Linked DNA regions of Homo sapiens: regions 1 and 2 are each linked to region 3. A link is an interaction called in ENCODE POLR2A ChIA-PET data of the cell type or tissue named here. Cell type or tissue: CD4-positive, alpha-beta T cell. All regions are shown on one strand. Each heading gives the region's core, and the rest is flanking DNA. Links, peaks and the distances in the headings are about the cores only. Region 1 overlaps AKAP7 (A-kinase anchoring protein 7). Region 2 overlaps AKAP7 (A-kinase anchoring protein 7). Region 3 overlaps AKAP7 (A-kinase anchoring protein 7).

What was found. Peaks named below come from ENCODE experiments on the same cell type or tissue, not always from the same donor. Only the 100,000 strongest peaks of a DNase experiment are listed, where the experiment ranks them.
Region 1: POLR2A ChIA-PET joins it to region 3 with 15 read pairs; 7 of 35 experiments call an interaction of 5 or more read pairs at or near these places.
Region 2: POLR2A ChIA-PET joins it to region 3 with 15 read pairs; 4 of 35 experiments call an interaction of 5 or more read pairs at or near these places.

The regions. Positions count from the first base shown.
Region 1 is chr6:131,178,004-131,188,096 of GRCh38, reverse strand. The region is part of intron 5 of AKAP7 (A-kinase anchoring protein 7); the gene reads right to left. It also overlaps the pseudogene LOC100421246. Among named protein-coding and RNA genes, the nearest start is that of AKAP7, 48 kb to the right of the region's middle. In CD4-positive, alpha-beta T cell, for the core only: CTCF peaks have their summits at 4,832 and 5,032 (motif pointing left); a DNase peak (open chromatin) is centred at 4,996.
Region 2 is chr6:131,207,385-131,217,477 of GRCh38, reverse strand. All of the region lies in intron 6 of AKAP7 (A-kinase anchoring protein 7), which reads right to left. Among named protein-coding and RNA genes, the nearest start is that of AKAP7, 77 kb to the right of the region's middle. In CD4-positive, alpha-beta T cell, for the core only: no CTCF peak of the experiment used is centred there; no DNase peak of the experiment used is centred there.
Region 3 is chr6:131,275,440-131,285,532 of GRCh38, reverse strand. AKAP7 (A-kinase anchoring protein 7) reads right to left here. Exons shown (of 8, transcript NM_016377.4): 8 at 2,001-4,003. The coding sequence ends at 3,807. Among named protein-coding and RNA genes, the nearest start is that of AKAP7, 150 kb to the right of the region's middle. RefSeq lists enhancers at 3,184-3,692, 3,693-4,201. In CD4-positive, alpha-beta T cell, for the core only: no CTCF peak of the experiment used is centred there; a DNase peak (open chromatin) is centred at 3,822; H3K4me3 peaks cover 1,156 bases; H3K27ac peaks cover 2,323 bases.

The sequences.
Region 1 (10,093 bases), core at 2,202-7,201, 98 kb after region 3:
TCTTTAAAATACATCTTGATGCCAGAGGAATTCTACTCATTCTACCACAGTTGATAAAGAGAACCAGACTGAGCCTTCTAACTCCAACCCAGTTCTCCCATTATTTAGTTTGTGCTCCTAGACACATCACTTAACACTGATAGTAAAAGTGATGAGACCATAATAAATTGTCTCTCAGGTCCCTTCTTATCCTAACAACCAGCAAATCCAAGTGAACTGCCAGAGAGAGTTCTGGTACATCACCCTTAGGGGATTCTAGAACACCAGGACTGGGTTTAATTTTCATGCAAAGATTTAGACACAAATGTAAATGAGGGAAGAGAGACTACCTAAAGTTAAATGTTCTTTCAAGTAAACTTTTATGTGTACATCACACTTTTTTTTCATTGCTTTATGTATTAAAATATATTTATTGAATCTCTACTATGTGGCAGGAATTGAGGACACAAAGACGGAAGATTCCCTCAAAGACCTTTCAATTCTGGTTGGGAAAGTTAGATTTCTAAACAATTACACTAACTTGTTATAGTTTCTACAGTAGAGATATAGGGGATAAGAGGATAAAATGATCATTTCTACTTTGGAGAAAAAAGGCCTTTATTTTTAAAGTGACACTTGAAATAAGTCTCTATGAAAGGTCAGTGATACAATGTGAAAGGAAATTAAGAAAACAATTGCATCAACATTATAAATAAAATTATAAAATAATTAGGAATACAAAAATTTTAAAATACTTAGGAATAAACTTAACCAAGGAGGTGAAAGATGCATATTCTGAAAACTATGAAACATTGCTAAAAGAAATTAAAGAAAATACAAATAAATGAAAAGACATCCTGCCTGTTTTAATGAACCGAAGGACAACATATTGTTAAAATGCCAATACTGCTCAAAGCAATCTAATGATTTAATGTAACCCTATCAAAATCCCAATGGTATTTTCTGCAGAAATTTAAAAAAAATCCATCCTAAAATTCATATTGAACCTCAAGGATCTCTGAATAGCAAAACAATCTTGATAAAGAAGATCAAAGTTAGAGATTTTACACTTCTGATTTCAAAAGTTACTACAAATCTACAGTAATCAAGACGGTGTAATATATGCATAAAGACAAATATATAGGCTAATGAAATAGAATAGAAAGCTCAAAAATAAACCCTCACATATATGGTTGCTATGGTCTGAATGTTTGTGTCCCTCCAAAATTCTTACGTTGAGACCTAATCCCCAAGGTAAAGGTATTAAGAGGTGGGGCCTTTGGGAGCTGATTAGGTCACAAGAGGTCTGCCTTCATTAATGGGATTACTGTCCTTAAAAGAGATTTTGGGGTCCTAAATCACTTTTGTCTTTTGTCTTTGTCCCTTTTGCCCCTCCACCATGTGAGGATACAGTGTTCTCCCCTTCCACTAGGTGAGGATGCAGTAGCAAGGTGTCATCTGTGAAGCAGAGAGCCCTCTCCAAACACTAAATCTTCTGGTGACCTGATCTTGAACTTCCCATTTCCAAAACTGTGATGAATAAATTTCTGTTGTTTATAAATTACCCAGTCCAGGAATTTTGTTATAACAGCAGGAAGGTCAAATGGTTTCAACAACTGTGCCAAGATCATTCAATGAGAAAAGACAGTTGTATTACGCCATTTCTGCATTGCTATTTAAAAAAAAAATACCTGAGACTGGATAACTTATAAGAAAAGAGACTTTAATTGGCTCACAGTTCTGCAGGCTGTACAGGAAGCATAATGCCAGCATCTCCTTCTGGGGAGGCCTCAGGAAGCTTACAATCCATGGCAGAAGGCACAGGGGAGCGGGCATCTCACAGGGTGGGAGCAGGAATAAGAGAGAGAGGGGAAGGTCCCACACACTTTTAAATGACCAGATCTCACAAGAACTCACTCACTAGCATGAGGATGGTACCAAGAGGATGATGATCCAATCACCTCCCACAAGGCCCCACCTCCAACACTGGGGATTACATTTCAACATACAATTTGAGAAGGGATAACATACAAACTACATCAGCAGTCTTTCAACAAATGGTGCTAGGAAAACTGGATATCCACATGCAAAAGAATGAAGTTAGTCCCTTACACCTTACACCATATACAAAAATTAACTCGAAATGGATCAAAGATCTAAACATAAGAGTTAAAATTATAAGACTCTTAAGAAAAAACATAGAGGGAAAGGTTCAAGACATTAGATTTGGCAATGATTTCTTGAGTGTGACACCAAAGCACAGGCAACAAAAGTAAAAACAGATAAATTGGACTACATAAAAATTTAAAACTTTTGTGCATCATAGGATATAATAGAATGAAAAGGCCACCTATGGAGTGGGAGAAATATTTGCAAATCGTATATCTGATAAGAGATTAACATTCAGAATTTAAAGAACTCCTTCAAATCAACAACAAAAGACAACTTGGTTTAAAAATGGGCAAAAGGCTTGAATAGGATTTCTCCGTAGAAGAAACACAAACGGCAAAAAGCACAGGAAAAGATGTTCAACATCACTAATCATCAAGGAATTGCAAATCAAAACCACAAATGAAATACCACCTCATACCCATTAGAATGGCCATTACTGGAGGGAGAGAAGCAAGGAAAATGGCACCTGTGGTGGTGAATGCAATGAAGTTCCTTGGGAGCAGTACTACAAAGATGCCATGGAGCAGGGCCACAATTACAATGCCCACCTCTGTGCTGAGCACAGCATGTGCCTGCCTTTCTTGGCCTCACAGACTGGAGTAGCCCAGAACAATTATTACAGCTGGATGAAGAAGTAACCAGGTTCTAGGATTGGCCTCTGGACAACTACTCGTACCCTGCCCAGCACTGGCGGAAAAAGCGGTGAGCCCACCCCTGTGAAGATCCACAATTTTTCTTCCCACCTATTAAGCCAGACACAGACCCCACCCTGAAGAAGGAGGGGCTGATCTCTCAGGACAGCAGCAGTTTAGAGGTTCTGTTGCACACTGACCCCCTGGGGAAGCGAGGTACCCCAGATCCCCGAGTTGATGATGACAGCCTGGGCAAGTTTCCTGTGACAAACAGTCAAGCACGAAAGCGGATCCTAGAACCAGATGACTTCCTGGATGACCTCGATGATGAGTACTGTGAAGATGCTCCCAAGCATCGGGGAAAGGGGTAATCCAAGGGTAAAGGTGTGGCAGTGCCCATAAGGAGCTGGATGCTTCCAACCTGGAGGACCAGGATAAGCCCTATGCCTGTGACATTTGTGGAAAACGTTACAAGAACCGACCAGGCCTCAGTTACCACTATGCCCACTCTCACTTGGCTGAGGAGGGCGAGGACAAAGAAGACTCCCAACCACCCACTCCTGTTTCCCAGAGGTCTGAGGAACAGAAATCCAAAAAGGGTCCTGATGGATTTGCCTTGCCCAACAACTACTGTAACTTCTGCCTGGGGAACTCAAAGATTAACAAGAAGATGGGACAACCTGAGGAGGTGGTGTCCTGTTTCGACTGTGGCTGCTCAGGGCATCCATCTTGCCTCCATTTCACCCCCATGATGATGGGGCAGTGAAGACATACTGCTGGCAATGCATCGAGCACAAATGTTGCGATATCTGCGGCACCTCTGAAGATGATGACCAGCTGGGCTTTTGTGATGCTGCGATCATGGCTACGAAATGTACTGTCTCACTCCGTCCATATCTGAGCCCCCTGAAGGAAGTTGGAGGTGCCACCTGTGTCTGGACCTGTTGAAGGAGAAAGCTTCCATCTACCAGAACAAGAACTCCTCTTGATATAGCCACCCCCCTGCTCCCCGACATATCTAAGGCTGTTTCTCTCCTCCACTTCATTTTTCATACCCACCTTTCCCTTCCTCCTCCTCTCCTTCACAAGTCCAGAGAACCTTGGGGTGGTTGTTCTAGCCTGCCTTTGGCAGCCACAAGCTGATGTGGCAGCTCTGGCCACCTCTGGCCCTAGGCCCTCAAGGAGAAAGGAGCAACACACTGCCCCAAGGCATACCTGTGGGCCCAGTTTCTCTCTGCTCTCCATGAAATGCATTCATTCTGCTTGCCTTGGGCCCAGGCCCTGGTCATCACAGGGTTCAAACAGTGTCCTCCTAGAAAGAGTGGGAGAGCAGCTCACTTCTCTCTCTGTTCTGCCTCCACTCTGGTCTCCAGAGTTTTCCCATCCCCCAGAGGCGAGCCAGGCCAGAGCCTCTGCCCAAGGCAGCTGGTAGCGAGCAGCTGAGGCCACAGCCACAAGGAGCTTTCCATGCCCCTGTGTCACTTAGCCTCACCTCCTTCCTCCAGAGTGGCTCTCTGCAGCCCTCTGTTCCTGCTACGTAGGATTCTTTGCTGGAGTCAGGATGTTCTCGGTCACCCTCCTGGCTCTGCCCTGTCCCAGTCCACCCCACCCCAGGGGGAGCAGCAGCTTCACCTTGTGCTTCCCAGTGCTCTCCAGGCTCACTCTCATGGGCGGGCTCCAGTGACTAAAGCATTCCCCACCCTTGGAATGTCTCATCTTCTACCTCTCTTCTTATTCATTTTGGTTTTGTGGGGAGAGGGGAAGGATCAGGGGGCCAGGCCAGCAGCTCAAGGGCCACAGGGAGATGGGTAATGTGCCTGTTTTTTTAACACAACAAAAAAGCCTACCTCCAAAATCCCCTTTTTGTTCTTCCTGGACCTGGGCATTCAGCCTCCTGCCCTGAACTGAATTGGGAGCCTTGCCACCTGCCCTGTGTATCCTGGCTCTCAGCTCATGGGGAAGCCACACAGACATCCCTTTCTTCCCCTGCATGCTCGCTAGCAGCTGGTAAGGTCTTCACACTCTGATTCCTCAAGTTTTCTGCTTAGTGGCACTGACATTAAGTAGTGGGGGGCCAGTGCATGCCAGCATACCCTGGAGTAGCCTTCCCCCTTGGCCGCAGGCAGGCCCTAACTCACTGTCACTTTGAAGTTGTCTTTTTTTTCCTTTCGTTAGTTCCTGTATTCTAAACATCAGTAAACATAAACGTTTTTACACAGAGCCCTCTGCTGGATGGTTTATCTCCTGCCTCTCTCCATTAAGAAGGCCTTTTCATCCTAAGATTTCCATGACGGTGGTTTTTTTAAACATTTTGAAATACAGCTTTTTTTCCCCCAAAATTAAATTTTTTTTGTTGAACTCCAATATGTAAAGCGAATATAAAATTGGTTATTTTGCTAGTTTTAATTAGTTACATAAATTCAAGTTTACAACAATTCTTTGTTATAAAGAACGATGAAGCTGTTTTGATCAATACAAAATTTGGGTTAAAAAAAAAGGGCCATTATCAAAAAAATAGAAAATAACAAGTGTTGGAGCCCTAGTACACTGCTGGTGGGAATGTAAAATAGTCCAGCTGCTATAGAAAACATTAAGACAGTTCCTCAAAAAATTAAAAATTAAACTACCATATGATTTAGCAATTCCACTTCTGGTTACATATCCAAAAGATCTGAACTCAAGGTCTTGAAGAGATATTTATACATCCATGTTCATAGCTGCATTATTCACAATAGCCAAGAGTCCATCAACAAACCCATCAACAGATAACAAGATAAGCAAAATGTGGTATGTACATATACCACGGAATATTATAAAGCATTAAAAAGGAATAAAGTTCTGACATGATACAGCATGGATGAACCTTAAGGACGTTATGTTAAGTGAAATCAGCCAGTCACAAAAAGATAAATACTACATGATTTCACTTCTATGAGGCAGCTACACAGTCAAATTCATAGAGACAGAAAGTAGAATGGTGGTCGCCAGAAGCCAGGGGAAGGAGGGAGTGAGGATTTGTTTTTCATGGGTATGGAGTTTCCATTTTGCAAGAATAAAAAGATTCCGTAGATTGGTTGCACAATAATGTGAATATACTTAACACTACTGAACTATGTGTTTAAAAAAAGTTAAGATGGTAAATTTCATATTATATGTATTTTACTATAGTTAAAAATTATTTTTTTTTTCAGACGGACTCTTGCTCTGTCACCCAGGCTGGAGTACATTGGTGCCATCTCAGCTCACTACAACCGCTGCCTCTTGGGTTCATGCGATTCCCCTGCCTCAGCCTCCTGAGCAGGTGAGATCACAGGTACCCACCACCATGCCTGGCTAATGTTTTTGTATTTTTAGTAGAGATGGAGTTTCACTATGTTGGCCAGGCTGGTTTCAAACTCCTAACCTCAAGTGATCTACCCGCCTCAGCCTTCCAAAGTACTAGGATTACAGCATGTCCAGCCAAAACTAATTTTTTTTTTAAATAAAAAAGATCAGTGGCTGTTGTCTGATCATGTGAAGAATGTAAAAGTTTCCATGGGATGGCAGCAGCGTCAACTAAGGCATGAAGACATGACATGGCCCAGTGCCTCAGGGGACCTCTAAGTAGTTCAGCATATCTTAAACAATGGGTGCAGCATGGACAACACAAGAAATAAGGCTAAATACACAGGCAAGAATCAAGAAGCTGAGAATCTTAAATGACACAGCAAGAAGAATAGATTTTATCCTAGATCCAACAGTAAGTCAATAAATTCTTTTAAGCAGGGAGCATAAAAATGCTTAGTTTTGTGCTTTAGAAAAAGAGTCTGGAAGCAAAGCGGCAGACTGTAGACCAGGAGACTATTGCAGTAGAATGGGTGAAAGATGAACAGAGCTTGGACTGAGGCACAGCAATAGGAACAGAAAGTAGGGAACGAATGGGAGTGATATTTAAGACAGAAAATTTACAGCATTTGATGACTATGAATATCTAAAATGACTGATGCTGGGGTTTAGGATGACACCTACATTTCTTGATGTTCCTGGTGGAAGAGTAGGGAGATTGACCATGATGGTAAATACAAAAAGTGAAACATGGGGCCAGGCGCGGTGGCTCACACCTGTAATCCCAGCATTTTGGGAGGCCGAGGCAGGCAGATCACCTGAGGTCAGGAGTTTGATACCAGCCTGGCCAACATGGTGAAACCCTGTCTCTACTAAAAATACAAAAATTAGCCAGGCATGGTGGCAGGCGCCTGTAATCCCAGCTACTCAGGAGGCTGAGGCAGGAGAATTGCTTGAACCCAGGAGGCTGAGACAGTGCCACTGCACTCCAGCCTAGGCAACAGAGTGAGACTCCATTTCAAAAAAAAGAGAAACATAGTTAAACAGAGAGTCAGGTCCAGAAATCTAAAAATATAAATGCTTAAAGAAAAAAGAGATAAGCTAATGAAGAAAGCTGAGAAGATACATTGAGAGAAGTATTAAAAAAAAAAAAAACAAAACAAACAAAAAAAGAAAGTGGTGTCTCAGAAACCAAAAGGAGAATTTAAAGAAGGGAGTCCTCAGTTGTATGAATAAATCTAGAGCATTCGTTAGATTCAGCAATTACAAAGCTATCAGGGGCCCACGATGTGGCATGCAGTGAAGTAGGCCATAGCCTACTGACCGCAGGAGGTTTGAGAAAAGGACAGTAATGAACTAAAGACAGATAATGCAGGCAACTCTTTTAAAGATTCTGGATAGGAAAGGTACAATGAAGATTTTTAAATTTTAAAGATTCTAGGTAGGAAAGGTACAGAGAATACAGGCAACTCTTTTAAAGATTCTGAGTAGGAAAGGTACAATGAAGAAGCTAGCAGGAGATTCAAGATCAAGAGATTTTTCTGTAGCTAATTCTTAGGATTTTTTAACTTTGTTTTTTGTTTGTTTAGGGATAGGAAAGGTGTTATTGAGCAAGTAAAGTTGGGGGAAAGGAGGTAATAAAGACAAAGGGTTGAAAACACAGAAGCACAGAGAGGGAAGAAGTAACTGGTACAGCAAGATCCTGGTTGAGTCCAGCAGACCAAGAACACAGCTGAAGGGGTTAGTCTTAACTAGATAAAGGACACCTCTTTTCCCAAAACTGTATGAGAATTTAAAAGCCAAATGCAGTAGCAGATAGGTTCACCAAGCACAGGGACTTGAAGTGAGCAGATCCCAGCCTCAGTGCCATCTGCTGAGAGAGGGGTAGAAGGTTATAGTTGCTCCAAACAGGGGGCTGGGGCAGCAACAGCAGACATGAGGAAAACTGAGCAGAAGCAGTGGACCTGCCGAGCCAAGGCTCTGAGTGTGGAAAACATACATTTGCAGGAGAGCCAACCTACATGACTGTGTGATTTCTTCATTTTCTCATTCTTTTGATGAATACTTATTAACAACTTATTTATTTATTTATTATTTATTTATTTATTTATTTATTTATTTGAGACAGGGTCTTTTTCTGTCACCCAGGCTGGAGTATGGTGGCATATTCACAGCTCGCTGCAGCCTCGCCCTCCCAGACTCAAGCAATCCTTCCACCTCAGCCATCTAAGTAGCTGGAATCAAGGCATGCACCATCATGCCAAGGTAATTTTTTTCTATCTTTTGTAGAAACAAAGTCTCACTATGTTGCCTAGGCTGGTCTTAAACCGCTGAGCTCAAGCAATCTTCCCTCCTCAGGCCCCCAGAGTGCTGGGATTATGTGAGCCTTAACGCGTTTTATGTGTCACACATTATAGACAGTACTGGGTATACACTAGTGACCAAAACAGTCATGGTCCTGGCCCTCGTGGAGCCTAATCTAGCCACAAAGATAGTCAATCAAATAGACAATAACGGGCCAGGCACGGTGGCTCACGCCTGTAATCTCAGCACTTTGGGAGGCCCAGGCAGGCAGATCACTTGAGGTCAGGAGTTTGAGACCAGCCTGGCCAACATGGAGAAACTCCGTCTCTACTATAAACACAAAACTTAGCTGGGTGTGGTGGCAGGCACCTGTAATCCCAGCTACTCGGGAGGCTGAGACAGGAGAATCACTTGAACCCAGGAGGCAGAAGTTGTGGTGAGCCAAGATTGTGCAACTGCACTCCAGCCTGGGCAACAGGGCGAGACTCCATCTCAAAACAAACAAACAAAAAAAAAACCGAATAGACAATAAGGTAATCACAACCTGTGATGAGACCTATGAGGGCATCCCACTGGGTACAGTGATAGAGAGCTTACTTATAAAAATACTCTACTCACAGTGGGCAGGGACTCTCTGAAGTGGTGACATTTGAGATCCTAAGAATGAAAAGGTCTAAGCAGAAGGAACACTCAGGCATTTTCAGAAGATCTATGGCAGAAAAGACTCTGTTGAGTCCAGTACCTGTAAGAAGCAAGTTCAAGTGGGGCACAGTGGGCAGGGAGAGAGGACCACGATAAGGCAGGAGATATAGGCAGTGGACCAGAACATGGAGGATATTGTGGGCTACAGCAAGGAGGGTGGATTTTATTTTGCCCAGGTGTTGGCGCAAAAAAGCAAATGACTGGATTGGATCTGCCATCGGTGTTTCCCAGACAGGTCAAACAGAAGGAGATAGGACAACTGAAAGAGCCACCAAGAGAATGGCATACCTTGAGGCCTTGTCTACTTTAAGAATGAATACATCCATGCTGCCTTGAAAGAGGCCAAGCCTGGGTGAGGTTCCGGAGCATTAGCAGTAGTGGAAACGAAGTAAATGGCAACTAGAATGGGAAGTTGTCGTGATAGCTATAACTAAGTTTAAGGTCTCAGAAATATGCTTATGAATGGCAGAGTGGTGTATGGGTGTAGGATGCTAACGTCAAAGAAGTCAAGGGATTTTAAGAAAAGCAACAGCTGTGATGGCAGTAGTGGGAATGGAGTATTTATCATTAATAATAATAGTTACCATCTATTTAACATTGTCTGCGTGCCCAATACTGTGCTAAGCACTTCGTATAGATTATCTCACTTTATTTTCAGAACGGTTACTATTATGCCCATTGCACAAATAAAGAAACTGAAGGATTGGGAGGTGAAGTAAATTGCTTAAAACCACTCAGCTGGTAACAGGCTGCACAGGAATGCAAATGGTTCTGACTGACTCCAAAGCTCACTTTGTGCCAGGATGGCTGGACAGATTGTGCTCGTGCTACTGAAGGACGCAAGCATTGCAATGTGAGCTATGAAACAAAATCCTCAAAATAGGAGAGGAAATATTCAGATGACAGCAAAAAGAGAGGCAGAAGTTAACAAAACCAGGTAACATGAACCACCAATAAGGAAAGACCTTTGCGTGAGGATA
Region 2 (10,093 bases), core at 2,183-7,182, 68 kb after region 3:
AAATAGCTAAGCCTCTGCATTGTCTGATATATATCACAATTTCAACATGATCGTCATTCTCTGGAGAAATTTTTTGTTTGGCAATATATTTCTTTTCTGATAAAATTTATCTGAATTGATCTCACCATCCAGCTGCAGCAGGTGGCGTTTTCTTTCATACTAAAAAAAAAGGAAGACTATGATTCTGAGGAAATAAATGGGACCTCAAAAGTGGATCATTTAGGGTAAGCCTAAGAAGGGACCTATTTTCTGAATGAATCCACTGGGATGGCAAAATAGTTTCAGAAGCATCATCCTCCCAGATTATATTTTAAAGCTAAAAAGGCTGCGTGGTGGCATTATTTTCAGGTTGTGGACCCCCAAAATTATTCTCTGCTTCCCTTCATCATAGGCCAGACCCTTCATCATAGGCCAGACCCAAGGCACTATTACTTAACTATCAATGGAGGTATACAATGTTAGGAGAGTTCAAAAGATATCATGAAAATTGTTAAATTTGATCTATAAAGGCTAAGAGTTAGGATTATTTCACATGTAGAAGAAAAATATGTGAGGTATCTTTAACAAATCATGCTATGGGTGTTGCAACCCTGGAGTTTTGAATATGATTGTTGATGGTCTAGTCCTTAGAAGGTTATTTTTGCCTTAAACCTAACAAGGAGGAGGCATATTTTTAAGAGCTTCATATTTATAATTGTATCCAGTATAAGTGACATTTCAATTATGCAACGTAACATTAGAAGAGAAAATAGGAGGTTAAGTATGGAATATCAGACTTTGAAACAATAAAATAGTGGTAAGAAACGTCAAACAGAAAAAAGTTTTCAAGACTATCTTAATTAATCATTAGAAATGACTGAAGTTTTAACTTATCTTTAGCCTAGTTTCAGTCACAGTTTAGGAAAAATTATCAGCGATGTTCAAATACACTTGATAACCTTTGATACAATGTACCGGGAAACAGGAATTTCATTCTTGGTTGTAACTTGGCACTCAAACAGTCCACTCCAGAGAAAATGCCATTGAATGCATGACGAGTATTTTTAGAATCATCTGATGGCTCAATCTGATAAGTAATGGAAATTATTTACTCAGGAGGCACTCACCATATCATTTACATTTAGCTAAATGATGTGCATAATTTAATATGTACCAAAGAGGGCTCAGACTTACATTACTATGCCTCTGACTCTATTTTTAATACAGGAAGTAGACAGACGGTCACAAAACATGGAAATTCACATTTGCTAATCTCAAAGTGAAAATCATTTAAGATTCTAAAAAATAAGATACACTTATTCATCTTTAATTTCTATGACAAACCTTTTGTGGTCAGAATGGAAATCAATATTAAGAAGGTCGAAACATTTTTGTAATAGAAGATAACTTCTTATTGTTACTTGTTATAGCAATCACAATGTCCATGATGAAAATATAAACAGGCTTCATATAAGACAAAGAAATTATCTGTCCTACTGATAGTAAGCTTGGCATTCCTGGATTTGATTTCTGCTATGTTTTCCAATAGTTTATTGCTGTCATATAAGTAGCTATAAAAGAAATACACATTTCCTGTGATAATGACTTGACAACAAAATTAAGAATGTGATTTAAGAGCCAAACTCGCTTTCCATTTTGGGCATAGGCTGGTTAAAGAAGAACAGTAATCTCTTACACTTATTTTTGTTAAGTGGCAAAAAGTTACATTTGTTTAATGTTATATTGGTTAAGAAACTGAAATCACTTTTAGTGATCACTGCCCCAATGAAAATGTACATATTGGCAATTCAAAGTTATGAAAACATTATATATTGGCATGGGGCTTATCCCTGGCAAATCTTAAAGTTCTTCATGACTCCTTCACCTCTTTGCATAACTCCATTTTTTGCTGTTATTTGCACTATTTCATTTTCACCATCCTCCTGATACAGAACACTTGGTTACCTCCTCGCCAGCTGCAGCCTTCCCTCAGCTGCAGCCTTCCCTCAGCTCCTCTGAGTCAGGAGGAGGCTCAGTTCCACCCCAGCCTGTTCTTGACAGGGAGGGAAAGAGATGAGGAGCTTCACTGCACCAACCAATGAGCTCCAGAATAGCATGGTGATTTCAGATCATGTCCAGCACCCAGGGTGAGAACGGCCTTGCGGCCTTCCCATCTTCTCCTCTGGCCGCTCTGGGCCAGTCTATGTGGCTGGGCTCTGCTTTGGTCCCCTGGTCGAATGTGCCTGTTTGCTGTCTTGCTGAGGCCCTGACACCCCACCAACTGCCTGTCAGTTAGTTTCCAGCGGAAATATAAGGAGTGATGAAAAATAGAAAAGTCAACAGTACTTTATATGGCCCAATTATTGTGGCCCAATCTGAAAAAAAAATGATGCCATCTATCATCTGTATTACAGTAATGGAAAATATAAAGCATTTACTATGCACAGGCACTGTTCTAAGAACTTTTCTGAACTCATTTAATAACCACAATAACACTATTATCCACAGATAAGAAAACTAAATCACAGAGAAATGAGGTCACTTACCAAAAGACACAGCTAGTAAGAGATAGAGCTTGGATACAGATTCAGAATAAGTAGAGAAAATAATATATTGAAAAGAAGAGCAGAATAATAATTTCAAGCCCTCCATTATTTACTTTAAAATATTAAAATTCTAAGAATATTAATCATTATTAAGATACAATCATATATACTATCATATTTCCAAAACCAATGTCAAAATTACTTTGGGAATCCCTAGCATTCTAAAATACATGCCCTTAATATAGTGCATGAATATTAGTAAATCAAGTGATATGTACAGGTCACAGTAAATTAATTTCAGAGAGGGAGATAAGAAAGAATTCATAGATGCTACTTATACATAGAAAAAATTATCCAAATAATCCAGCCTGCAAAAAGAATGCTTCTTATACTGTTAATATTCCAAATAATCAGGTACAATACTGGCACAGATGGTCTATGTTTTCTGGACCAGCTATTTATTTCCATATGTAATATTTCTCAATTCTTAATTTTGTTTTATGCTAAAGCGTCTATTCAGTTCACCATGGGATTTTTTTAGGCACGCCATCTCCCTAACTCCTGTATTTATAAACTTACTTTTAGCATTCCAGTCTGGTTTAATGTTCAGGCTTTACAGAAAGAAAAAGCAGAAACTCTACCCTAGTATTTTAACTAACATTTACAATATTACACCTTTCAGCAAGTAGTAGGTAGAAACAGAGCTGCTAGAGCTACACATTTTAAATCTACTACTGACACCTCCTTTTACCTATCCTAAAACTTTTAAGAAGTGCTGGATGCTCCTTGGTGGCATCAAGTAGCTAGGAAAGCAGTCACAGAGGGAAGACAACACGATTCCTAATAACACAAGTCACGTCACAAAAGCCACCAAGAGAAAATGCTGGTTGCCTCCTGGTCCTAATGTGTCATTCCAGGAGGTGCTGGCATCAAACAGACCAGAGGAAGAAACATGGCTCTGGTTCACAAACATTTGGTTCATTTATACTGACTAAGGCCATGTTAACCACAGAGAGAACAACAGGTCACTGGCACCCAAGAAGTTCTCAAAGTTGCAGGCTCAATACAACAAGCACAGCGCTAGAACACTGCAATGCCTTTATTTACAACACAGTCTGTTCCCACGTAAGCTCATTGTTTGTCTACTTAGCCAACCTCAATTCTTTCTTCTCAAGTCCTCCTCCTTCTCATTTCCTGCAGGAGAGACCATATGCTGTTTGGCCACATAACTGTTTGTTATACTTGCATGTGGCTTTTCTCAGTATAATGAAACAAAGAAGGGGCTCAAAAAATGAGGCATCCAAGAAAGATTCCTATATGCTCAGTCTCAGCTGAGCACTCAACTCCCTTTCATCAAACTCCAGCTGTGTTCTTGGCTTGGAACAGTCTTGTGGTCACTCGAATGTAACAAGCTACAGCCTCCTCCTCCTTCCTATCATCTGTTTTCCTAATGTTTTGCTCTTTGGTACATGTTCTGAACTTAGCAACTTAACCATTTATTTCCATACATCAAAAATAAAACAATCTCCCACATACACTTACAACTTAATCTATTATGTTTCCTTCTTTCAATGCAATAGCTTTTTCCTTCTAATCAATACTTTCTAACACTAAGTAATTAATGCCAGTAAGCCACTGGTATAAAAAATTCTCAGTATAAAAAATTCTCAGTATAAAAAATTCACTGGTATAAAAAACGTCAACACTGAAGCAGGAGAATGGGGCTGTTTGGTAGAAAATCATTCAGAAATAAGTTCACAGAAAAATCCTAACTTTAACTTGCCACATAACACTGGCCTATGTATTGCAACATATTTATATCATGGTAGAATGTGTTGTGCTTTTATAGCTTAGAGGTCAAAAGTATGGAACCACTCACCTCAGCTGATTATGTTATCAAAAGATAGAACTTCAGACATAACTGTACCTCAGATACCATTCAAATGAGAGCTAAATACTGTCCCTAGACAGTGTACAAGAGACTGTACACTCTCAAAACATTTTAAATGCATCCACAGACATCACTAATTGTAGCCTTGTAACTTTAAATAAGAAAGACCTAAAGCATTTTCCCAGATCCTCCTGCCCCATGTACCTGGTACTTTCTACTTTTCTCACTTTCTTATGAACTAATCAATTTCCTAGACTCTTTTCCCATCAACATTCTTCCTTCTCACTTTTCTCCCCCTCATTCTAACCCCCAACATCATTCTCAATAGGATACCTTACTTAACCTAACTCAGCCTCTTACTCTGCCTAACTACCCAGGAGTATTCCCTGCATACTACTTAGAAAAGATGCCCCTGTCTAACAGAGGAAGGACTCCAACAACTGAATGTTACAAGAACTGGGTGAAGAAATGGGAAAGACATAGTGGCATTGCGATTTACATTGACACCCCTATAACTTAGGAAATGGAACAAGGAAGAAAGGTGCTCAATGATACAAGCCTTTCACCTTATTTGGTTTGGAACTGTTCCCTGGACATCGTAACAGATATAAGGGAGTCTGATGGGAAAAAAACAATAGCTAAATATGGAACAGTCATTAAACATATGACCCAAGAATCATGTGTAGCCCTTAAACCAATTTTAAAATGAATGTTTCTCTCCAGATAGAGCAAGAAATGTAAACAAAGACTTTCTAAGTATGACACACATGGCTATGTAAAATAATTTTTATATAACATTCAACCGGAACCTTGCCCACATTTCAAACTTAAACATTTAATTGTGAAATTTCCCCTTGTTTACTTTAAAATACAGATCGTCCCTGACTTAGGATGATTCAACATATGATATTTCAACTTTACGACGTGTGAAAGCAACATGCATTCAGTAGAACCCATACTTCGAGTACTAACACAACCATTGTTTTTTCACTTTCAGTGCAATATTCAATAGCTTACATGAGATATGCAACACTTTACTATAAAATGGGTTTTGTGTTAGATGATTTTGCCCAACTGTAGGCTAATGTAAGTGTTCTGAGCACATTTAGGTAGGCTAGGCTAGGCTATCAGGTTTGATAAGGTAAATGTATTAAATGCATTTTTAACTTACAACTTGTTCAATTTATGATGGGCTTATCAGAATGTAACCCTATCATAAACTGAGGAACATCTGTATAGAATTACAGGGATTACATAAATTTTCTTTCTTTTTTTTTTTTTTTTTTTTTGAGACGGAGTCTCACTCTGTCTCCCAGGCTGGAGTGCAGTGGCGTGATCTCGGCTCACTGCAACCTCCGTCTCCCGGGTTCTCGCCATTCCCCTGCCTCAGCCTCCCAAGCAGCTGGGACTACAGGTGTCCGCCACCATACCTGGCTAATTTTTTGCATTTTTTTTTTTTTAGTAGAGATGGGGTTTCACCGTATTAGCCAGGATGGTCTCAATCTCCTGACCTCGTGATCCGCCCACCTCAGCCTCCCAAAGTGCTGGGATTACAGGCGTGAGCCACCGCGCCCATCTGGATTACATAAATTTCCTAATGCACTCAGAGTCAGCCTGTATCTATAAACATTAGATTTGCTTTTTAAAAGTACAGTTAAAATAGGCATCAAACCAGTCAGTAATTTCCACCCAGCCTTTTCTTTTAGAGATTTCAAAAATTAAGAAAGAATATTTTCCAAATTTTGAGAAGCACTTCAAGACTAATAAAAAAAGCAGTGAGTGGGGCAGGAAAAGAAAAAATTGACAAAAGACAAGGATTTTGTATCTTAAGATAATAGAATGCAAAAAATTATATACACTGGCATATTCCCCTTTTGCTATACCCACTGGGTGCTACCATTGCTCACACAGACCCCAGAAAGCTTAACAAGCCAAACGACACCATCTTCTCCATGTCCATCACATACCCACTTTGTACATCTTAGGTACCTGCCAATAAGGATATATGTGTGATGGAAAAGTTACCACCTGTTGAGAAGTACGTTTGATTTGATTTCCCTATCCATTCAGCTTATTCCCAAGTGACCACTCCCTGGTAAATTAAATTCTAGAGATATTTGGCCTGGAAGTCCAAGAGCACAAAGTTTACCATTTTCTGATTGTCAGGGTAGGTCAGGGAGGGTGAAGAGCAAGGTGGGATCCAAGGGGACCAAGTCGTGAAACATGGAATGGGTAAGATTAGGGAGAGGCTGTTGCCAAAGGTGCAGGATCACTACAGGGAGTCACAAGGAACATTCTCCCAGGTAATGAATGGCCAATGAAAATCCCACAGTAGTGCTGGAGACCAAACCGGAAATTACTGTGAAAGAAATATTCTGCTCTAAATAAAGTTACACAACAAATTATTATAATTAGATCCAGCTGTGGGGAAGGCAATCCCCAAGGAAGGAAGAGAGGTAGTTTCATACTCTGGTCTTCAGCTTAGGGACAGTATAAAGATACAGTTGCACTGAAAGGCCTTAAAGATGGATCTCCAAAATGGTGTCACAAACCTGGCCAACAGTTAAATATACTGCCATCAGTAGGGTTTAGAAATAGAACACCTCCTGTAGGAACAAAACTGGAATTCCTGTAGCCAAGGGTGGCTAGTCCCTAAGATGATATGAGTAAGTTCTGTTAGGTCCTCAACTACAGATAAAGTGAGGATTGGCCCTGGCAAAGAGGCCAACAACCTTTTTGTCTTTTAATTTACTAGAGTAACCAATTGAAAGAGAACTGAACTGGTTTAGTATTTTGAAGAACCAGTATTATTCTATTTTTAAGGTATCTTTCCTTGAGAGAGTAAGATTCTGATGGTCAAAATAAACCAGCTCATATGTAGAAATGGAAGTATAATTCTGATATAAACTAGTTATGGTTTTGGATTGCAACCTTAATTCCTTCTCATATCTGAGTCCCTCAAGAAGAATACAGCTTTACCTTCTTTCACTATGCAGTTAATTATTTTAATAAGAGTTGGTTGGCCAATCTTTCCAGTGACAGAAAATCTTCTTGCCATCCAAATAATTCCAGCTGGTTTGCTTTTATGTGACCATTTGAGTGGGTCAGTAATTAGCTGTCACTTACTAAACAAGGTAAATAGTTCTGCATCAACACCATTTTGGAATAAAATCTTAGGTTTTCTTGACCATATATTCTATTTTGTCTTTACCCATAATCAATCCACTGTGGGACTTGCCAGTTGCCTATATTTTCATGATGTTCCACTTTGTCCTTGACTAAGAAAATGAAAATTACCAGCTGACAGAAGTTTCAAAATGTCTAAAAACGACTCGCTGAGAAAAACATTTTTCCCATAACTAACGGTAATCTTTGAGATAGAATTTTTATATTTAATATAATTAAGGCAAACACATGCAATTTTAATTAACTTGAATACTCTGATACTGCATCTTTTAATATAAGTTCTAAAACTCTGTTTCTTCAATTACACTTAAATCAGAAGTTTATCGGGCTGGGTGTGGTGGCTCACGCTTGTAATCCCAGCACTTTGGGAGGCCGAGGCGGGTGGATCACAAGGTCAGGAGATCCAGACCATCCTGGCTAACATGGTGAAATCCCGTCTCTACTAAAAATACAAAAAATTAGCCGGGCATGGTGGCGGGCACCTGTAGTCCCAGCTATTCAGGAGGCTGAGGCAGGAGAATGGCGTGAACCCAGGAGGCAGAACTTGTAATGAGCCGAGATCGCACCACTGCACTCCAGCCTGGGAGTCAGAGCGAGACTCCATCTCAAACAAACAAAAAAAAAATCAGATGCTTATCTGTAGATGCAACTGCTGGAAAATAAATATGTCCACAGAATCTATATGTTTAACAAAAAAAAAAATCACTTAAGCTGGAATTATCAAATCAGCATTTCCTAAGCCATGTTCTACCAAATACTAATGGCTACAAAACAGTCAGTGGAAAAAGGACTTGCTGGTCTGGTTGGGAAACAATGCTGAGTAGACTATACAACTGTTCAAAATATTTTCTGCCCCACCTGTGGTGTACCTTCCTGGAAGCAAATTATATATCCTGCTCTGTTACACTCAGAAGGAACCATGTGACTTGCTTTGGCCAATAAAATATGATCAGAAATGATGTGTGTCACTTCTTAGCAAAAGCTTTAAGAATCAGCATGTTCACCAACTCTCTTTCCTTTTGCCAGAAGAGCAGAAAAGTCCTAGATGGAGGCTGCCCAGCCACGGTCCTGAGTAAAGACAATGTGGAGCAGAGCCAGAGGATCCATTAACATGGGGGGAAAAAAAGAATCTCTGTTGTTGTAAGCTCTTGAGATTCACAATAAGCATTTGCATTTCAGAGAACCTAAGAAGTTCTGACATAAAGAATTTGATTAACTTTACTTAACCCATCATTGCTAACATTCATTGGATCACAGATCCCTGCCTCACATAAAACCCTGACAGATATTCAGAAAGAAAAATCTCAGAAAATGCTATTGAAGATACTTGCTTCAAATCTCCATTCCACTTTGAAGATTTAATATTAGGTTCACCAGTCATTTCTTCCAGGGTTTTCAAAGTTGTCAAAATCTCTAACAGAATCAAGATCAACCAGGAATCATTTGTAATCCTGACTTTAGTCAATTTCTAGAATTTCCCATAAAATAATTTAGCATTCTGTTTACTGTTTCTCAATTTTTAAAGACATACAAAGTACTGAAAGATTCCAAATGAATGTTAAGCAGGTTTACCTTTGTAAACATCATTTCCAATTGTTAAACAATTGTAAACTTGTTTTTTTTCAATATACAGAAATAGACAATACAACAGCATAAAGTTGAAAAATACATTAGAAACATAAGTGAAGGCACTTGTTATAAATAGTGCTCTTTAACACACAGTAGATGACAGTGTTGACTAATGTAATCTAGAGTATCTCAGAAGAAATTACATTCTACCTCATGAGAATTCACTGAATTTTTAGTGTTAAAAAGCCATTAAAACAAAGAGATTTGCTGTTTAATGTACTTGGAAATATGAAAAGTGACTCAAAAACAACTAAAAACTGTGAGTAATTAAGCCATCTGACACCGGGAGATTCAAAAATAGTTTACAGAAACAATCTGCTTTATCTTGCACCAAAGATATTTTTAAAGTTTTGTCTGGAATAATCAAGGTTCACTGAATAACCAGGGCATCTACAAATGCCCTCTTTGTGGGATGAAGGAAGGAAGTGGCAGGGTAGTCTCCAGGCTTCTCTGTGCCTCTCCTTTGTTAGAATGAAGGAATATTCTTTAAAATGTAGAGCCCTTGCCTATTCTGTCTCCCAGGTCAGGAGGGCCTCTACCACCAGCACTTCCACATAATTTGGTATTGACAGGATTTCTCTACCTCTCAGTTTCACTAAAGATGTAGTATGTGGCTGGGTGCAGTTGCTCACATCTGTAATCCCAACACTATGGGAGGCCAAGGTGTGAGGATCGTTTAAGGCCAGGAGTTCAAGACCAGCCTGGGCAACATAGCAACACCCCATATCTAAAAAAAAAAAAAAAAAAAAAAAAAATTTTAATTAGCCAGGCATGGTGTGCACACCTGTAGTCCCAGCTACTCAGGAGGCTGAGGCAGGAGGATCATTTGAGCCCAGGATTTGGAGGCTGCGATCAGCTATGA
Region 3 (10,093 bases), core at 1,764-6,763:
ATCTCAAAGCCCTATAAAAATAAATACTTCTATGCTGAGAAGTAGACTAATACAATAATCATCTAACATTTTATAAATGGGTCCAAGTTCAAAGCTGACAGAATTTTGTCCTGCTGTTGAAAATATTACTTTTTGACATTCTTAATTCATCTAGGACATATTATTTTTCCAGTGATTGATCCCCAAAAATGTTGGCATTTGTTGATAAATATGAATATGTGCCACTGGGGCTTCCCTACACGAAGCTGACAACCAACACAAGTCAAACAGAGTGTAAAGTCTTCTAGAACTCTAAGCTCTTCCTGCCAACAGATGGAACAGCGTGGCCCCTTCAAGGCCTCACATAGCAGTAGCTAACTGAAACAGCGGTGTCTGCATGAGTAGCATCATGGTGTGGTCACAAAGAGCACTGTTCTAGGATCCTTGAAAATCACCTTGCCAAACTCTTTCCAATTCCAGATTGGGCAGTGAGGCTCAGAAAAGTGAATTAGTTTGGTCAAGATCATGTGTCAGTGGTGGACCCAAGTCTAGAAGACAGTCTAGAAGGCCCAAGCCAGCACTCTGTTGCCAACCACGCAGCCTCCCTGTCACAAGACAAGGCTACATAACATACAGTACCGACTCAGGACAACTCACTCTGCCTACGTGACCCAAAGAGCAGTTATTCTGTGACTAATGGGAATAAAGTCACTTGGAACATTTCAGATCCCAAACATAGAGTTCTGCAAATTAATGTCTTATTCACTTTTAAAAATGGAAAATAAAATTTTTTATTTTATACCTTCCATTTTCTTCATAAACCTTCTTAAATGGAGCTTTCATTGGTAAGGATTAGAATCCTTAATCCCTATATTAAGTATCTGGGTGATGTGATTTTCAGTTCTATCACATCAGCTGATCACTCTCATGTAAGTTCAGAGAAATTCAGGGCTGCAAGGAAGCTGGTTTAGTCAAAAGAAAGTGACTTTCCTTTTCTTACACTTTTTAATTTGTCAAGTATATCGTACTTGGTGGAGAGAAGTGCTGCATTTTGGAAAAAGTGTTGGCTTTGAATTAGAACAGATCATAGTTTAAATTTGGCCTCACCTTTATTAGCTTATAACCCTGGGCTATTTAACCACACAGGGCCCCTGATTCCTAATTTGTAAAAGTACTAATTACTTCCTAATAGGGTCACTGAAGGGAAGAAATTTAATCATACGCCTAAATCACCTGGCACACAACCTGGGACTTAGTATTTAACAAAAATCATGATTTTAAACTAAAATAACAGTAAGACATGTAACCCCAGATTGCAAAAAGTATATACTATTTTAGCCTTTCAAATTATCTAGATGGACTGGGAATCGCTCCCAGAGGATATCTGTATATACACGCTGAGAAGTGCCTTCTCTCCAGAAATACTGTTCACTTAGATTATGGGGTGGTAAGGATAACACCGGGGCATTGACATAGAGCCCCAGGTGACAGTTCAAGTCCAGTTCCCTGATAGCAGTGGGGCCCTGGATAAGGCATGCCACCTTTTGGAGTCTGTTTCCTTGTTTGAAAAACAAGGCAAGGCCAAAACTATCTTTGCTTTCTACCTTAAGGATTTACTTAAAGAAGCCATTTACAAACAAACAGTCAAGCCCTCTACCACTGAAAAGGGTTTCATGGCAAACAGCTCCCAGGATTCTGCACCTGGATGGACCTCCACTTTTCATCTTTGCTAGGATGTCACATCAGTGACACATTCTTAGCTGTTTATAAGACGCTATTTAGATTTTCTTTGAATTTAAGGTTCTGTTGTTAATTCTCTGTGAAGCTGACTGATTTGATATGATTTTAAAGGGTAAAGTTGAAGGTGCTTTGACAACTGTGCTCTCTTAGCATGAAGGACGGGATCATAAAGGTGAAGCAACACTGAAACTAAACTATTGGAGCTCCGATTTATGACTTCGTTACGCCAACATAGATCCAACTACTCTCAAGAGTGAAAAAAAGAAATGAGGAAAAGCAACAAGGGAAAACAATATGTTTATTAAGAGCCATGAAAATGCATAAACTCATTTGTAAATAAATGTAGTATAATTTACCCAGTGAAAAAATAGCTAAAATCCATGAGTAAACTGGATTTTATATTTGAAATGATTTTACATATTTGATCTCCAGTGATTTCCCCTCCATCATGATCTACTCCATCAATGACTATAGAAAAAGTTGTTACCAACAATCATCATACCGGGGAAGTTTTTCAAGATGCTCTTTCAAACAGAAGCAGTGCAAACAAGTTCAGATGGCAAGGGATACGATAAGACCTGGAGCTTATCTTCGGACACGTAAAAAATAAAAATCCCAAACATGTATTCCTTAAGAAATGAAAAAGCAGAACAACATTTTGATCAGTGAAAAATATTATAAGGATATATAAAACATTCTTAACCAGTGATCGCAATAATTACATTTATAAATGTTCATTCAAGTACTATTGTTCAATAAACATTCAAATTCTCATTAAAAGTAACACTAGATGTAGACACACCTGGACAACGCTTCTTTTGATTTAGCAACAATTGTGTCAACAGGAGGCAAGTGACCCTTAAAATACTGTTGTTGGCTCTGTTTTATTCTGTTTGTGAATGATTTGTTCACAGTCTGTATGTTTTTTTCTGCAAGGACCCGAGAAATATCTCACAACAGCTAATTAAGAAATCATTTCTATAAAATAACTCTCAATATTACAGAAACAGATATTCTAAAACACAAGTGTAGCTCAAAAAATAATTGGGCAGAATCAATTTTCTTTGGCAAGAAATTGCTAATTCCTCACCAAATGTTGGTTTGCTGTTGTGCAGACACTATCAGAAACTTCTTTGGTGTTTACCAAAGAGCTACTTAATAAGCTGAAAAGATTTCATAAGCTATGTTGTCACAATCGCAATGTAGAGCTTATGTCAAAGTTGTGCTGAAATCAACGTCATTTGCTGAATTACTGTTGTTAATAAGTCTTCCTTCAAAAAGCTCCCTCCTAATTCTGGCCTGAGTCTCAGGCTTTAATAAAAGTTCCTTTATCTGTTTCACTTTGGACTTCAGACCCATCGTTTCTCGATGCAAAGCTTCATTAATTAAGTCTCGAATTCCAATAGGTTTCTTGCCTAAGAAAAAAAAATTATATAATAACATTTCATTAAATATGGCATACTGACTTATCAAAATAGGATTTTAAAAAAACTTTAAAATGTTGCCCACATTTTATAGAAAAGGTTGCATTTCACCAAAAATATATCATTTACATGAAACATAATTTACTATAAATAAAGATCACACTGCATAGCAACAGCACACTTAGGACAAACATGAAACATTATGGACTAATTGTACAGATGACAATTCCAACAGTGATTATTTTAAACTTAGCACTTGATAGCTGTGTGTGAGAGTTCTGGCCTCAGATAAAGTAGTCAAATGCCCTGCTAAGCAATATAAATGGCAGTATTCCATTGATGGCAAGGCCTCTTTCTCGGCCTTTAATTTGCGTCCAGGAGGCATAACCCAAAGTTCCCTTTCCCTTGTGCGTGGCTGAGGGCGAATGAAACTTGGGCCATTCTTCTTTCATCAATTAATTTCCTCTGCCAGTCCCAGCACTCCATTTTTCTTCTGTTGTGTTTCAGCAATGCGAACACATCGATCATGAAAAGTATTAGGCAATCTTCACAGATTGCACCAGAGAAACTTAACTTAAACAGCACGCTGCAAGTCAGTCCCTAGACTCAGCAGAGGGAAGCAGGGAGGCTTTGCACAGAGACATGGGGGCCTGCGTTCCGGGCTCATTTCCTGTTGTTCTCATTGTCATTGCCATTCTGATCAGCTGCTTCGGTTTTCACAGAGCTCCCCTCCCCCGGCTTGTTTTTATTCTGTGTTTCCTCCAGATACTGCTGGACAGCCTTGAGCACCGCGTTCTCCACCAGCCTCTTACTGAGCCTTACTAGTTCAGCGTCATCGGGCTCCCCTCCGTTCTTTTCACCTACATTCCACAATAGAGAAGAGAGGTCACTGAGATCACATTGCCATAGAAACTTGGCATGCAGGGGCCGGCTAGTTCCATTGGTTAAAAAGAGCAAGTGTAAATTGGATCTATAAATTCAAGAACAGTGGGTTGGCTTTTCATTTGGTATTTGCAGAAGCAGGAGCCTGTCTATTCCTGAAGGCTTCAGATTGAAAAGTAGTTCATTAGTCCCAATCTAGACAAGCTCTACCTACCAATGCCGGATGTTTCCCATTTATATGTGAATTTCTGTTCTTCTCTCATCCAAGGCTAATTACTACTACTAACGTCCATGTCCCCACCACGTGGAGTCTCAGACATGTGAATTCACTAAGTAGGCCTATGTCTGCTTCTCATTCTCGAATATCAAATATCAGGTCATCAAGATTTCCCTAGCATCTCATTACTTAAGATCACTAATTTAAAAATGCTTGGCCTATAGGTTGGTTGTTAATAAATGCTCAGTGCTGCCTTGAAGATAAAGGCAGTTACTACCACTAGGAATTGGTTTAAAGTAAGCTTGTAAGACTAATATTTTTTTTAATCCCAGTGCTATCACTGCAATTTAAGAAATAGGAAATTCTTTAAAGAAAAATTAGGATTATGATGATAAATTACTAGATGTAAATATTTTATGGTCATTTTACTTCCCTGGGAGTGATAATCCAGGTCTAATTATTCCATCTTTCATTTTATTCTAAAAGAGCTGGTTCCCAACTATTCTCATGCTACACATTTCCCAGTCACTCTCTTTCAGACTCCTTTAACTGGGAAAAGGAACTAAGGGGCTCCTTCCCCAGTTAAGGGAGACAAAGAAGAGAGTGACCATTCAGTGCTCAATCTCCTCCCATCGAGCTGGGGACCCAGGAAAGAACAAGGTTGGAAGCAAAGAAGTCACAGGATGCTCGCACATTAAGATCAGCTCAGTTTTGCAAGATTACCCATGGGTTCTAGAAGGCAAAGCCAGTGAGTGTTGCACTTGCATCTCTGGGTCTGAGACAGGCAGATACAAAGGGTGTGAGCTGGAAGATGGACACTGTTTCCTGTACTCACATGTAATAGGGATTGAAGAACAGAAGCAGGTATGCCAAGGGTGAGAACTGGCCCCCAACCTTGCTTCAGAGCCCCCTACTTGTATGTAACACCCATCAAGACTAATTGTGCTTATAACCATCCCCATCATTCCTAGCAACACCCTAAGCAGAAGAGAGGGTAGGATAAGACCCATCTAGAAACACTAATAGTGGGAACCCTTAGCAACTGCCTTCTCCTCAAATATGGGCAATATGGCACCCCAGACCCATGATCAGATGTCCAAGATAGAACATCTGCAGTGCAAAATATGTTTAGAATTGAGTAAATGTCAACTCAGTAATAACTAAATAGAACTTACTAAATAATACGGTTAAAGAAATTCATTGGTAATGTATTTACTATGAAAGTAAATTCATTGGTAATGTCATGTTGGGTGGCAAGTTAAGACTTTTTGTTTATCAGTAGGAATGAATGAATATATTGCCTAATATTTAGGGATTTTATCTCAACCTTACAACACGGTGTTTATACTCTACAGACAACATCTCCAAATGCATTAACTGGAACTGTTTGTATAATGACTCTTCCCATTTAAAAGGGAAAAATCCAACTGCAAATGAAGGAATACTTTTTAAGTACCCTCCAAAACACTGTAAATGACTGTCTACATCTGCCATCCTACTTGTGCTCTGTATCAAGGCCAGACATTGCACCCTGGGGGCTGTTCCTGAATCTAGTCAGCTTTCTCATCAGCAAGATGACAGGGTTGAATTTGAGTCCAATGAATGGCTCAACCTCCAAATCCCTTTTGGGTCTAATGTTCCATGCTTCTGTGATTTCTACTAGTCCACAGTGAAGTGTCCCTGTTATCTTAAACACAAGAATCTTCCTACAAAAAGCTAATTTTGGCCAGGCGCGGTGGCTCACGCCTGTAATCCCAACACTTTGGGAGGCTGAGGCAGGTGGATCACGAGGTCAAGAGATCGAGACCATCCTGGCCAACATGGTGAAACTCTGTCTCTACTAAAAATACAAAAATTAGCTGGGCGTGGTGGCATGCACCTGTAGCCCCAGCTACTCAGGGGGCTGAGGCAGGAGAATCACTTGAACTCAGGAGGCAGAGGTTGCAGTGAGCCGAGATCGTGCAACTGCACTCCGGCCTGGTGACAGAGTGAGACTGTCTCAAAAAAGAAGAAAAAAAAAGTGAATTTTCCCTGCTGATGTCCTATTTTTGTTTATGCTGTTACTATTATTCGAGGCAGTCAAGCTCAAAACGAGATTGTAGCCATCTTTGATGCCTTCCTTTCCCTCATTAACCCCCTTAATTACCAAGCTTTGTCAATTGTGCTTCATGATTTCTCCCGTCTTCAATGTGCCAGGTATAAAACCTTTAGTTATTATTTCTAATACATCTCTGTCACTATTTACTCTACAGAGAAACGTCTGTCTGCCAAGGCTTTCCAAAATTTGCCTTTCCTGGCTGCCTGCCCACCACTGCACACCTCCACTGTCAGCTTCCAACATCTCCTCAGAGGCTTCCACACCATTCCCAATTTCTAGACGACCCTCCCTCTCTTTCAGCAATTAGAATACCATCTACTCCATGAAACCTTTCCTGATTAGCTAATGTAGTGTGGATTTGTGTCCCCACCCAAATCTCCTGCGGAACTGTAATCCCCAATGCTGGAGGAAGGACCTGGTGGGAGGTAACTGGATCATGGAGGTGTGTTTCCCACTTGCTGTTCTCATGATAGTGAGTGAGTTCTCATGAGATCTGGTTGTTTGAAAATGTGTAGCACCTCCCCCATTTTCTCCCTTCCTCCTGCTCTGGCCGTGTAAGATATGCCTGCTTCCCCTTCACCTTCTGCCATGATTGTAAGTTTCCTGAGGCTTCCCCAGCCATGCTTCCTGTACAGCCTGTGGAACCATGAGCCAACTAAACCTCTTTTCTTTATAAATTACCCAGTTTCAGGTATTTCTTTACAGCAATGCAAGAACGGACTAATACCCTATACTAGCTGGAACTGATGAGCCTCCACTGGATTCTAATAACTCTCACTGCATGTATAGTACATGGCCATTTGGTCATTCATTCAACAATTGTGTACTGAGGATCTATAAGGATACAAAGCAGTGAGCAAAGCAACATCCCACTGGGTTTTTTTCTTAATTTCTTTACAAATTATGAGAATTATTTATTAATGTACTTATTCAACATTACTGATTCAGTATCTGCTCTGCTAAAGACAGTCTTGAGTATAGAAATTATATCCTCGGCTTCTCAGTTCTCTCCCTCTGCTAACATAGGACACCAATTATTCATCACAATAAGAGCTCAATACATATTTGTTAGTCAAGTGAATTGATGACTGAAGTCCTTGAAACCAATAGCAACATTTTAAAAATGTTTCTATCTTCCTATAAGGACAGCACACCAATGACCAGAAATTTAAATTTAATACTAAATTTAAAACAAGAGCAGAGAATTCTGGAATCATTTAAATATCCATGTGAAAAATCTACCTCCACTTCGCTTGATGAACCTGGTCAGTAAGACAAAATATCTGACCTATGGGACAAATATTAGCTACTTATAATAACTAACTAACCAACCAACCAATCAAAACAATAAATTTAGAAGCCAATCTTCTAGATCTGTCCTGGACTCTGGCCTCCCTTTATGATTTCCACAAAGTATCCTCAGACTATGACCATTAGCCCAGGGATGAGTCTACAGGAAGGCTTATCACAGAGCCCTGCAATAATGCAGCAATTCAAAAAATAGACATTTTCATCCCTATGAGATCTCATTTGTGTTCCCACTCCTAGCAGACCTAATTCAACTTAATTAAAAAGAGGGATCTTAAGATTAGAATTATGCTGTATTTTTCTTCTGCCAACTACCTGACAAGTATCTGTCTCTCAGTGAGCTCTCAGACAAATGGCTACACTCATTTTAACTGTAGGTCCTTCAATAATGGCAGTTCAACATGCTGGCGCAACACACACAAACTATCTTTTGATATTCCAACAGAAGTACATATAAAAAGTATTGCCAATGTAAGCAACACATTCTTGATAGGAATATTCTTTTTTGGACTACAGGGTTACTTAATATTCTACCTAATAAAATGACAGATTAGCCTTTGTCTTTGACATTGTTATTTTAGAAATCCCCCAGAATATTCTTGATCAATTTCTTAGGAGAATAGTAAAAATATAAAAGAAAAGTCATGAAAAATCTTTTAAGCACATCAAACACAGCACTGGCCCTAAAAATACAGACTTAAGAAACTTTTCAATCAACTTCAGGTAAGCAATTCCACTCTCTGTAGGAGTTGTGGCATCGTTCATCCAGGGTTCGTACCTATGATTCTGTTTTGTTTATATTAACCCAAGATCTCTGATACCAAATCATTGCAGGGATAAAATTTATATCTGTGGTTATTGAAAAGAAAATAAATAACTCCTTTGTGGTAGCAAAAATATTTTACACCTACTGCGAAAACTGAAGGTCAACATTAATGTGCTTCAGCTGGTCTTAAGTGTGAGTTGACCCAACAACAGCTTAACTGATGTCACATGAAGGGCTCCAGAAACCATCACACACCCTGCCCATTGCCAGTATCTAGGTGCCTATTTGTCCTGAAAAGAACAAATCAGGCTAATTTTTTGGAAAAGGGAACAAAGAAAAATCTTCATTACAATACAGTTTAAGATGGAGTGCAACCATGTTAAAATAATCACATTCAAACACTAAACATGAAAACATTAAAAGTTCTCACTTGCTCACATTCTAACTATCAGAAACCTCATTTGGTATCTGAACAAAAGCTTCCTAAGCATCCTCCCCTTCACTGGAACTTCCTGTTCCCGATGCATAAGGGTGTCCTCCTCAGAAGTGGATTTTTTTTTTTTAACTGAGCTTACCTTTTCTTTTGTCCATCTAACTAAAAAGAAGCACTAAATATAGATCTGTAGGCTATTCACAAAGTTAGGATGGCATACTCGGCTGCCTTGCACACTACCTGCAACTGATCTGTGAGGAAGGACAGGTCAGGAATCATCCTCAAGTGCACATTTAAACTGACACGGTCCCGGGACCCTTATCTGCCAAAAGTATTAGCTGCAGTACCCCAGGAAACAGAGTTCCTGCAAATACAGCTCCCCTCCTCTTGCCAAAAACCAAAACTCACCCCCAACACATACACACCAGAAAATTTTATAATTAAAACACCAAAACCATATTTTAAAACATTTTCTATAATGTAAATTTCAAAAGGGAAGGAACCATGCCTTTGTAAGGTTTATTCTAGATTCAGTAGCACAGAATAAATAGGAAAATGATGTTGCTGTATGTACAAAAGGACATCCCCACAGGGGTTTTGGAGACTGCTACACTGTATGTCCCTCCACCCAACTCCACCCTCATCATTTTTACACTGGGGATGGTAGGGGTGGAATGCAGCTAAACTGAAAATCAAGAGTAGCCTTGAGAGAAGAAACAAAGGGGAGACAGAGTCTCAACAGGCATTTGGCCTACAGTCTGAGTGGGCAGGGGTGGTGATTCCAGCCTCAGCTAAAGTGTCATAATGACAAAGCATTATGAACCCTTCAGGCCTTTTGTAAACACAGCAAGTGCTGGCGCATTTGGAATCTTCATTTCTTTCCGCCGTTCCCCAAGATGCTGTCTGAAGCCAGCCCCCCGATCCGCACATCCTTGTAGGAATCCCCAAACCACATGGTTCAGGATGAGCCCTGTGACTTGTGCCCTCCACATGGCTCCTCATATGGTCACATCAAAGATGGCGGCAGACATGCGATGGATGTTTGTAGGCCACGCAGCCCACCTAAGAACCCTCCTGCTTCCCCTTTCCTGATATCCCAGCACAGCCCCTTAGAGACTTTTCTCTGTCAGTCTGTGACATCAGTTCTCTGACTCTATATTATGATTCTCATTGCTGCCTATACAATTTCTGCAGATAGCTGTCATTTCTTACTGGAAATCTTAGAAAATACTGATGGTGATATGAC